2 separate regions of the Homo sapiens genome follow, and region 2 is linked to region 1. A link is an interaction called in ENCODE POLR2A ChIA-PET data of the cell type or tissue named here. Cell type or tissue: HepG2. All regions are shown on one strand. Each heading gives the region's core, and the rest is flanking DNA. Links, peaks and the distances in the headings are about the cores only. Region 1 has its middle 76 kb from the start of MCF2L-AS1. Region 2 overlaps ATP11A (ATPase phospholipid transporting 11A).

The links. ChIA-PET counts read pairs that join two places held together with the same protein. Peaks named below come from ENCODE experiments on the same cell type or tissue, not always from the same donor. Only the 100,000 strongest peaks of a DNase experiment are listed, where the experiment ranks them.
Region 2: POLR2A ChIA-PET joins it to region 1 with 10 read pairs; 2 of 35 experiments call an interaction of 5 or more read pairs at or near these places.

The regions. Positions count from the first base shown.
Region 1 is chr13:112,890,421-112,895,784 of GRCh38, forward strand. It overlaps a transcript of MCF2L not described here. Among named protein-coding and RNA genes, the nearest start is that of MCF2L-AS1, 76 kb to the right of the region's middle. RefSeq lists an enhancer at 1,357-2,106. In HepG2, for the core only: CTCF peaks have their summits at 3,609 (motif pointing left) and 3,984; DNase peaks (open chromatin) are centred at 2,681, 3,321 and 4,841; H3K4me3 peaks cover 2,523 bases; H3K27me3 peaks cover 1,832 bases.
Region 2 is chr13:112,754,672-112,760,035 of GRCh38, forward strand. The region is part of intron 1 of ATP11A (ATPase phospholipid transporting 11A); the gene reads left to right. It overlaps ATP11A-AS1 (ATP11A antisense RNA 1), which reads right to left and starts at 60. Exons shown (of 2, transcript NR_046661.1): 1 at 1-60. RefSeq lists enhancers at 337-1,536, 1,516-2,075, 2,076-2,634. In HepG2, for the core only: no CTCF peak of the experiment used is centred there; a DNase peak (open chromatin) is centred at 2,630; H3K4me3 peaks cover 403 bases.

The sequences.
Region 1 (5,364 bases), core at 96-5,095:
TCCGTACACACCCTCATCTGCCTCCCGATCTGTGGACGGCTTCTGGGCCCTCGTGGGACGGCTGGGTCCTGTCTGTCTCTGCTTCTCAGCGGGCCCCGGCGCAGGCCACCACCCCACCTGCCCTCGTGGTCTGCGTTCTTTGCCTTCACAGCATGAATCTCACCCCGATTTGAGGCTGTGTCTGTGTACATTAACCTATTTTATGTATTTTTACTGAGACATAAGCTCCAAGAAGTGAGAGACTTTGCCTCGCTCTGGGCCGAGCCCTGTGTCCAGCATGGGGCCTGGGGTGCAGGAAGGACGCAGTGACCATGGGGCTGGCTGGACACAGACTCAGGGCCCCTGCCCGGCTCAGCTTCCCAGTGAGGATTCCAGGTGCTGGGTGCCTGGTTGTAGCCAGCCAGACCACCCTGGTCAGAGGTTTCGGGACAAGGGCTGGCAGGAAGCCCTTCCCATACAGCTGGAGCCCATGAGGCCGAGCCCGACGGCACCTGGGCAGTGAGAAGCCAAGACCTCGGCACTTTCGTTCTGGAGGAGGGGGTGAGGGAGGGACAGTACCGCTGTCTTGTCTAGGCAGGGTTTGTGCAGATTTGGGGGCTGGAGGAGGCCAGCGTAGCCCTGCCCTGCTCCCTCCAGCCACCCAGAACTGCAGAGGCGCCAGGCCCAAGTCTGCCTGTGGCGTGTCCAACACAGAAGGGCAGATTCCGAGACAAACCAGGGTGGCTACAGGTTTACAAGGGGGCCCTGTGGTCTTTCCTCTGTAGGTGGGAGGACACTGTCGCCACCTTCCTCGGCTGTGTAAGGCGAGCACAAAGGAGTCTCCCACCTGAGATACGATCACTCCTTTTCTTTCCCGTACAGACATCTCTGTGGGAGCGATGCTTTCACATAAAGCGCTTAATCTCCAATGGTAAAGTTTCCAACACTAAGTCGAGACGTTGGAACAATTTGGAAGCAGATGAACCTTCCTAAACTGCTTATGGGACACAGTGACCACACGGAGATGCCCTGGAAGGATTCCAGCCTTTGGGGTCACAGGCACGGGCACCACAGCTTCCCGGGTGCCTGCTACCTGAGCTCGCTGTAAGTGCCGCACGGCTTACGTGGAATCCACAGAGGCAGCCCGTACTCCCCCCTCCATGTGCAGCGCCCAGACACGTGTGCCGAGGCTGCAGGTGTGCTACAGTGCGGCGGCCAACCGGCTTTCCCCTGCAGCCTCAGCTCCTGCGGGATCTGCTCACTGGTAGGCAGTGACGCCCTGGCGGGAGTTGTCCCTGAGGTCTCTGCTCCTCCTGCTGTGCTCGCAGGGGAACCTGTTTGTGACGTAGTCTCCTTGTGCCCCACTGGGCTTCTGAGGCTGTGAAAGCTGGTGGAGCACAAAGGGCTTGCCCGGCCCTAACAAGCCTGGCCCCAGCAGGGCACCGCGGGCAGCCTCTGATGCGCGGCTCTGGGCCTTTGTCCTCGGCTGAATTAATTTCCTCTTGAATTGCCTCAACTTTAGAATGAGCCCTAGCCTTTTCTGAAGCACACACATCTTGGGGTTTTGTCCTCTGTATTTTCGCTGCATTGGCTGCCAATGCGGAAAGCTTTCATGGAGAAGACGTTCTGGCTTCTTGTCTGTCTGTCCCCTGAGGGCTGCGGGCCAGCTCCATGCCCGTCCACGGTGTGCAGGTGGAGGCATCTTTCAGGGTATCAGGTGGGAATCCGTGCTTCCTGGCAAAGTCTGTTCCAGTGTGGTGCCCACTGTCCATGCGCCTGTGGGTGTGAGCCTGCACCCTGCACGAATGTGTGGAGCGGGGTCGTGGCTGGCTGGGGTCACTGCCTGTCCCCTCCTTTTCCGCAGCCACGGTGCCATCTGCTTGCACGTCCTGCAGGAGATCCTCAGGGCGGGTTCCCACGGGCAGCCTCCCTTTGGACTTTTATTGCTCGATTAAATGATATTTAATTCAGCCTGTCTGACAGTCTGACAGAATGTGCTATGTTACCAGAGGGTCTTATGCCAACATGAGAAAGGGGGCGTTGGTCTCCAAAAAGACAAACAAACAAAAAACAGGTAAGAAACACCATGTGGGCCCACTCTGACCTTTTTAACTGAGGCACCTTTGAGAAGGAAAGCCTGTTCCACTCCGATTCTCAAAGCTCCTGAACGCATTGCTAGTGACAATCCTGTCTCCGTGGCTAATTATGTGAAGAAACGTTACTGGGTTGAGGGAGTTCCCTTGGGTTTAATTTCCTGTCCCTCTCAAATCATCCCTCCTCCTTCCCTGAGCCCAGCCTCCCCCTTTCCTGCCCATGCTGGCAGGTTCTGGCCCTTCCTGGACCCCTCTCCTGTCCCCTGCACAGGTCTCTGCAGGGTTTCTGCACGCTGGGGAGGGCAGGTTCCCCAGTGGAGCCACTCCCTGCGGGTCTGAGTGGGGCCCGGGGTCTCTGCACGGTCACCGATGCTGCTGCTGCTCCAGGGAGCGGGCTTGCAGGAGCAAGGATCCAGTCCCTGAACGCACGTGCTCCCCCCGGGAGAAATTCTGCAGCCAGGCTTGGTCCACGCACCGTCCTCCCGGCCCACACACCCTCCTCCCGGACCTCAGTCTGTCTCTGTGTATCACATGCCTGTTCCCAGTGTTCTGACCTCAGGTGGGCACGGCGCGGTGGACTGCACTTCCCGCTGCTTGCTTGGTTAATGTTTACCTCCCTCCTGCCAGAGCTTTGTTTTCATTTCATTCAAACAGGCTTCCTCTTTTTACCCACTAAATGGAGACATTTTAAAGCTCCAACTGCAAGTGCTAAAGTCTATAGCTGGGTCCACATCTTCCATGATTTCACCTTTTTATGCCACTTTACTTTGTTTTTAAGTTATCAATAAGTTTCCACTGAATCTTGGAGACACAAGAATTAAATGGTGGGGTCTTTTATAGTTTTTTTGTTTTGTTTTGTTTGTTTTGCAAACAACTTCTGCTGCACTGTTAGGTACCAAAGTGAGGCCGCGCTGACAGGGGCCAGCGTCCTGTACCGCGACCCACAGACCAGCGGCTCCTTACCCACTCCAGTACTGAGGAGTGAGGTGGGTTCTTGTCCCTTTTTACCCTAGGACCTAAACATGGGAAACCCTAGCCCTTCTGATACGTAACAGGGGCAGCCCTGATTTCTGCTGCTAACCTAGTTAACTGGTAATCTGTCTGCTCTTTGGCATGCTGGGAGCTCTGTGTGCACTAACCCGTGGACCCCAGGACGCTCTGGGACGGCTGCACAGATGAGAACACAGGCCAGAAGGGTTTGTTAGTGACTTCTCTGATGTCACAGGCTGGTCAGCTCAGCTGGGCCACATTCCAGCGGCCCCAGCCCTGTCCCACGTGCCCCAGCTTTCTCCTGGGAAGCTGCAGGGAAGGGTCCAGCTAGGGCGATCCCAGCTAGGGCGATCCCAGCTGGGTCCCTGTGGGGCTTCAGAGTGGACACAACTTCCCTGCCAGCTGGCTCGGATCCAGGGGGGCAGGTGGGACCCCGTTTTACATGTGAGCCCAAGGAAGTGAGGCCTGGGCCCCAGAAGACCTCCGACCCGTCCCCTTGTCCAGCCCTCTCCCCTCTGGAAGGGGCCGAGGGTGACCCCAGGTGGCAGGAACTGCACCCATTAGGCACGACCCCGCCCCGCTGCCCGCCCCGGTCACACCTCCCCCTGTCGCCCCCTCCCCCGCCTCGGGCACGGCGGGGAGGAGGGGGAAGAGGGGGATGGGTGAGGAGAGCAATGGGTGGGAGAGGGGGAGAGGGGGAGAGGGGCAGGCTGTTCCCATCGCCCCGCCTCGCCGCCCTTCCCCCTCCGCTCTGGGCTCTGGCCCCCGCCCCGCCCCCGCCCCCGGGCCCCTCTCCGCCCCTCCCCCTCCGGCCCGCCCCCGCCCCGCCCCGCCCCTTCTCTCTCCCCGCCCAGTGTCGGCGCAGCCCTGGGAGGAGGCGTCAGGACGCGCGGACACCTGCGGGGCGCGGAGCTCGGCGGACGCGGGAGGGCAGCACCACGGGCGGCAGGTGCGCGCGGGGCGGGGGCCTGGAGGGGGCGCGGGGGTGACGGGAGGGGGCGCGGGGCGGAGCCGGGCAGGAAGCGTCGCGGTCGCTCCCGGAGCGGGGCCGTCTCCCCCGCGTCCCCCTTAGCCTGGCTGGGGACAGGCGCTGGGACCCGGCTCGCGGTCAGGGCGGCCTGGGATCGGCCCCCGCGGCCCCTGCCCAGCGTCCTGCGCTGGGAACTTCGAGGCGCCTGGGGGGCTCGAAATGGCAGTGGAGGAGACCCCGCGAGTGTCCAGGCGCCCAGGGCCCCTCCGCATTGTCACGGGGGCCCTCACACCCCGGCAGGTGTCACCCCCTGGACGGGCTTCTGCCGACGATCCCTTGGGCACCTCGTAGGACCACCCCGGGAGCTCTGCCCACCCCTTCCTGCCAGAGCGATGGGGGGCCAGTGTCCAGGACAGCGCCTAGGGACAGGGCTGGAGGGAAGGGTAGCCTGGGGTCCGGCTGGGGTCGGGCCCACACCTGGTGGCTGGGGACAGTGCTGGAGGGGAGGGTAGCCTGGGGTCGGGCCCACATCTGCATCTTTCATCTGCCTGCTTGTCCCGGGCCAGGGTCCCCTTGGCCACAGGTCCCCAAACAGACAGCGGGAAGGCCGTGGAGCGCGGGCTGGGCGGACTCCTCCTGGGAGCTCCTTTTGACCTGGCTTGGTTGCCGTGGGCCCTCTGTGGCTCTTCTCCCAGCTGTGGGCCCCTGGCCTTGCTTCAGACCCTTATATAGGATGCTGCGGGAGGGCTGGGCCAGAGGGGGCTCTGGAGCCCAGGCAGGCTCACTCCCTGGAGACTCCCGCCCAGGGGCGTGGCCCGCATGACCCTCACAGAGCCGGGACCCCGAAGGGGTTAAGGTGGCCCGGGCCGCCCAGGCAGGATGTGCCGGCATGGCTGTAGGAGGCCCCAGGATGTGTGGCCACGGGGACCGACACGGCTGACCACAAAAATAGAAATGCAGTCCCCAGGGCTGCAGGCTGCAGAGTGTCGGTGTGGTCCCCTCCCTGGCAAGCAGGAGACCCACATGGCCAGGTGGGTGCTGGATGCTGGGACTGAGGAGGAGCCTCTAGCCCCCAGGACTCCTAACATGCGAACTGTGGAGCGAGGGGTCCAGGGCTGGTCGTGAGAACGGAGTGCACACCCAGGCATTGCCTGAGTTCTGCAGCCTCCGTGGGTAGCTGGGGGGACGGGACCCCGGGAGCCTGTGGAGCCCTCAGTCCCAGGGGGGCAGTGAGGACTCTGGGGCAAGCTGACAGCTAGGTGGGCAGGAGACCCGGGTTTTAAGGCTCCCTCAGGACTCTCCTTCAGCTCTTCCCCATCCTGTGGGGCCGGC
Region 2 (5,364 bases), core at 276-5,275, 140 kb before region 1:
CACAGGTGGACCCATCGCCTCCAAAGCCTGTGGGTCTCATTGGCTGGAATGTCTCACACTGCAGGGCACCTGGCCACCCAGGGGCGTGTCACAAATGCGGGCGGGGGGCAGGGCTCCACCCCACAAGCCTGCTCAGGAGGCCTCTCCACGATCCACAATCGACCACCTGTCCATGGAGCTCCGGGAATGCTGGCCCGGCCCCACTGCAGGGCTTCCCCAGCCCTCCTAGACACCCTGCACTTGCCCCTCCCGAGCGCGTGTGCCTGACCTGCTCCGCGGTGGGCGCAGAGCTCCTGCCGAGGGCTGGATGGCGCGGACCTGGGCATCGTGGCCTCTGCAGTGCCAGCTGTGCCCTAGTAGCCAGGGCGCCGTCGTCAGTCCATGGCTCAGGAGGACCACTGTGGGCCGATGAAATGCGACTGTGGACGAGGAAATTGTACTTTCCGAACATTTTCACGTGTCCCCAAACAGTTACTTTTCTTTTGATTTTTTTCAACCATTTAAGGACGTAAAAGCATTCTCAGTTCATGGACCACACAGACAGGCTGCAGGCTGCACGTGGACTGGGGGCGGGTCTGTGGGCCTCTGCTTCACAGGTCAGAGGTCGCTGGGTTTTCGTGTCTTCTGCTTTCCATTGCACAGTCCCACCCTCTCCTTGGATCCTAGAACTCTGCCCAGCTTGGACAGTCTCTCTACACCCAGAGACCGGTTTTCCGCTTCTTGTCTGCGTCCCTTGTAGCAGTCACCCACAGGGCGCTTGCCAGAGGACGGCCCCGAACTGCCTATGGGATCCCTCCAGGTCCTCTCAGAGCCTCCGTTTCTTGCATGTAAAATTGACACAAGAAGAGCCTCCCTGCAGGACTGCAGCCAAGGTTAGCCAGAACCATTTCCAGTCACGGAACCGTCACTCAGAGCAGCTCCCAGAACCATTTCCAATCATGGAAGCGTCACTCAGAGCGGCTCCTAGAACCATTTCCAGTCAGGGAAGCATCAATCAGAGCGGCTCCCAGAACCATTTCCGGTCACGGAACCATCACTCAGAGCGGCTCCCAGAACCATTTCCGGTCACGGAAGCGGCACTCAGAGCGGCTCCCAGAACCATTTCCGGTCACGGAAGCGGCACTCAGAGCGGCTCCCAGAACCATTTCCCGTCACGGAAGCGGCACTCAGAGCGGCTCCCAGAACCATTTCCGGTCACGGAAGCGGCACTCAGAGCGGCTCCCAGAACCATTTCCCGTCACGGAAGCGGCACTCAGAGCGGCTCCCAGAACCATTTCCGGTCACGGAAGCGGCACTCAGAGCGGCTCCCAGAACCATTTCCGGTCACGGAAACGGCACTCAGAGCGGCTCCCAGAACCATTTCCGGTCACGGAAGCGTCACTCAGAGCAGATTCTAGAATCATTTCCAGTCATGGAAGCATTACTTAGAGCAGCGTAAATTTCTTAGCAACCCTGGTGTTGACATATGTTGATTATAATGATATCCTTACAACATTAAACTACAAAGCCAAAACCAAAATACAAATTAAATAAAACTTAGTCTGTGAAACAGGTTAGATTCCAGGCAGGGTCTACGATTCTGGCTGGCTGTGCGAATCGACCTCTGACCCCAAATAACTAAGGGTCATGTCCATCGTTGCGGTGCCTTCAGGAAAGGGGAAAGTGTTTTTCCTGGCAGTTCTTTCTCTCTAGACCCTGCAGGCCACCTCTCTCACCTGCGTGTTGGGCTTCAGGATCAGGGTCCCCTTCCAGTCCAGGAGAGGCACCTGTATCTGCCTTCTGCCCAGAGTGTGTGTGCTTGTTGAGTCTGACCACTCACTGGGGCGCTCTCTTGGTAACAGGGTCCCTGTCACCTAGACCTTACCTCCCAGGGTCTAGCGGATGGCGGGGCAGGTGGGGGACGGCACGAAAAACAGCAGACACGATTTCAGACCGCTGGTGGCGGCTGAGCTCAGGTGGGCCTCACCTGGAGAGCCTGGACGGTGTCAGAGGTGCTTCTTGGCTGGTGGCTGAGGCTTCCCAGATGCCTCTTTGCCTTTCTTCTGGGGCACGGCCCTCTGCACCCCAGGGCAGCCTGTGTGGTGTCTGACGATTTCCACAGCAGCCAGAGCAGCTTGTGGCAGCCGGGGCCTGCTCCCAGCGAGGGGTCTGCTCCCAGCACGGGGCCTGCTCCCAGCGCGGGGTCTGCTCCCAGCACGTGGTCTGCTCCCAGCACGGGGCCTGCTCCCAGCGCGGGGCCTGCTCCTAACGCATCCACTACATCTAGTAATTTACTAGTTGAAATTGTTACATACTAGTTACATCGTTTACAAAATGATCATATTTGAAGAATTAGCTTTCTGTGGATTTAGTCCACATTGATGTGAGCACCTACTGTACATGAGATAGCATGCTAAGTGCTTTTTATTTATTTAGGCAAAAGATAAAAAGTTACTGCTGCTACAATCTGTAGTGTTACTGGTGGAGCTATGCAAGCTCGTGGATTTAGGGAGTCCAGCCTACGAGAATGGCCGCCTGTGACAGAAAGCAGGGGCGAGCGTCTGGGAATAGAGCTGTGCTCATGGCAGAACAAAGACGTGCTGTGTTTCTGGCCTTTGTGTTCTCTCCAGTGGTGAACAAACATAGGAAGCTTTCATCTTCAGAGTAAACAGAAATTCCAAACCCATTTCACGCAGCTTTTTCTAGAAGGCAATGTGTTTAATCCACTTGTTTTCCGAGTCTCTTAGTGTCATCACGACTTCCTCTTATGTCGGTGTTAATTACTGTCACAGGTATTTGCGAAAACTACAAGGTCTATTCAGGTCAAGACTAGCTTCTCTATTTCCACATTTTACTTTGTGTTTCCACAACTGGGCTGTTTTAGACCTCTGCAGAGGAGAACTGATTTGAATCGGGAAAAGCAGGAGGTCCCCTCACGGAGGTGGACAGGACGCCCACTCCTTTCCCAGGCTGGCCTCCTTGTCTCATCCCTCAAGGGAAGGGCCAGGGGCACGGACCAGCAGGCCAGTTGTTCAGTGTTCAGGAATCTCAGGAGACATTGTTAAACATTAAATTACAAAAACAATTAAGTTGTATTAAAAAGAAAAGTCTTTAAAAATACCTACTCAAAACGTCTTTCTTCCTGATTGTCTTGCTGAGTGTTTCGCTGCAGTCTGTGCTTCCAAGGATGGCGTCATGTGTGTGCGGCAGAAAGGCGAGGTTCTGGCAAGAGTGAGTGGCTTTAGGTCTGCACGCTGTGTTAGGGGAGCCAGGGGCCAGCGTGGTGGGGTTCCCAGAGAGCTGCTTCTGAACTTCCAGAAGCTTCCAGGGAGTCCACGCCACATGCACGAGTGCGGGACACATGCTACTCAGGTTCCATCCAAGTCTCAACCTTTGTTTTTACACTAAAGACATTTTTGTTGTTGTTTTTGAGACAGAGTCTTGCTCTGTTGCCAGGCTGGAGTGCAGTGGCACGATCTCGGCTCATTGCAACCTACACTTCCCAGGTTCAAGCAATTCTCCTGCCTCAACCTCCCAACTAGCTGGGATTACAGGCACGCACCACCATGCCTGGCTAGTTTTTGTATTTTTAGTAGAGACAGGGTTTCACCATGTTGGCCAGGCTGGTCTCGAACTCCTGACCTCAGGTGATCCACCCACCCCTGCCTCCCAAAGTGCTGGGATTACAGGCTTGAGCCACCACACCTGGCCACTAAGGACATTTGAAGTAAGAAGAATGGATCAGTAAACACTTCACATTTCTTTTTTTTTCTTTTTTTTCTTTTTTTTTTGAGACAGAGTCTCTCTCTGTCGCCCAGGCTGGAGTGCAGTGGCACAATCTCGGCTCACTGCAAGCTCTGCCTCCTGGGTTCACGACATTCTCCTGCCTCAGCCTCCCGAGTAGCTGGGACTACAGGCGCCCGCCACCATGCCCGGCTAATTTTTTGTATTTTTAGTAGAGATGGGGTTTCACCGTGTTAGCCAGGATGGTCTCGATCTCCTGACCTCATGATCCGCCCATCTCGGCCTCCCAAAGTGCTGGGATTACAGGCGTGAGCCACCGCTCCCAGCCTACATTTCTTAAATCTATCTTGCTAGCTCCTCTCGCACTTGAAATCAAATACTCCAGCAACTAACACTTGTGAAGCATTTTTCAATTTTCCTGCACAGTTACATTATCTCAGAACGGTTCATTACCGTGGGGTGTGTGCTCTTCATAAATGCAAACTGATGCAGAAGCAGCCACCAGCCAAAAAATCGGCTTTAGAACGTACAGTTTTGTAGCCTTCATTTTTTACGTTACATTTTCAGTTAAGATGTGAAAATCATTGAACCAATTCATTTAATAAAAAGTTGAGTAACATTTATATTTTGTCACTTCCGTGGGTAAACATAACACCAAATACTTCTCTTGTAAAAACAGCAACGTGTGCAGGGTATAGAAATTCATCCATTCCCCTGTCCCCTCTTATCCTTGGTGAGGACTCAGAGGTTTGCTGCAGAAACATTCGTGCCTGCAAGCAAAGGAAAGGATTAGAGCAGGAGGCGGCTGGGGGAGCTCTGGGTAACTCTGGGTGGATGAGGCCACATCCTGCAGCCCTCTGGTGAGGTTCTTCCTGTTGCGTGCTGGGGTTTAAACCTGGATCTGTCTTGCTCTGAAGCAGAGGCTCTCACCTGGGAGCAGTCTTGTTCCAGCCACCCGCAACACACTTGGCAGAGTCCGGAGACTTCTGACCGTCATGACGGTGGGGGTTGCTCCCAAGACCCTGCTCTGAAGACTTCCTAACCTGCGTGCTCTTTCAACAATAGCGCGTGGACACATTTTTAACCTGAGCGATGTAACAAATTCAGCCAGCTGTGACGATGACTTTTCAGTTTTACATTAACAGTTCATTGAACTTATACACCAGTAAAACTTCTGTATCACTGTGAAGGGCTCAGCAAATGTACTTTCATTTATTGATGCAGAAATTGGAGATTGGTACTCTTTATCATCTGCTTACTGTGTAAAGGATGTTTCCAGGATGATCTAGAAGGTTTTCAGTGCCTGTTTTGTAAACTTTTAATTTTTTTAATAGAACAATTTTATTTTTTCCTATTTTGCCAAGAAGACAGAATGAAGTCAATTCCGAAATGGCAAATTCTTCTGTTTATAAAATGTTATAAACATTTTATCACCAGATAATCACGTTAATTTTTGTAAACGCCCTTGGGTAGGTTATTCGCACAAGTTATGCATTTTTCATGTGAGTTGCTTTTCACTTAAAAAGTGCATGCAACAGAAAGCACCACCTTGTCGAATCGATGTGCTGAGCTAATTCCTGTCATCATTAACTGGACAGGAACCGAAGGAAGCCGTCTGGCAATATGCCTTAGGGTGGCAGA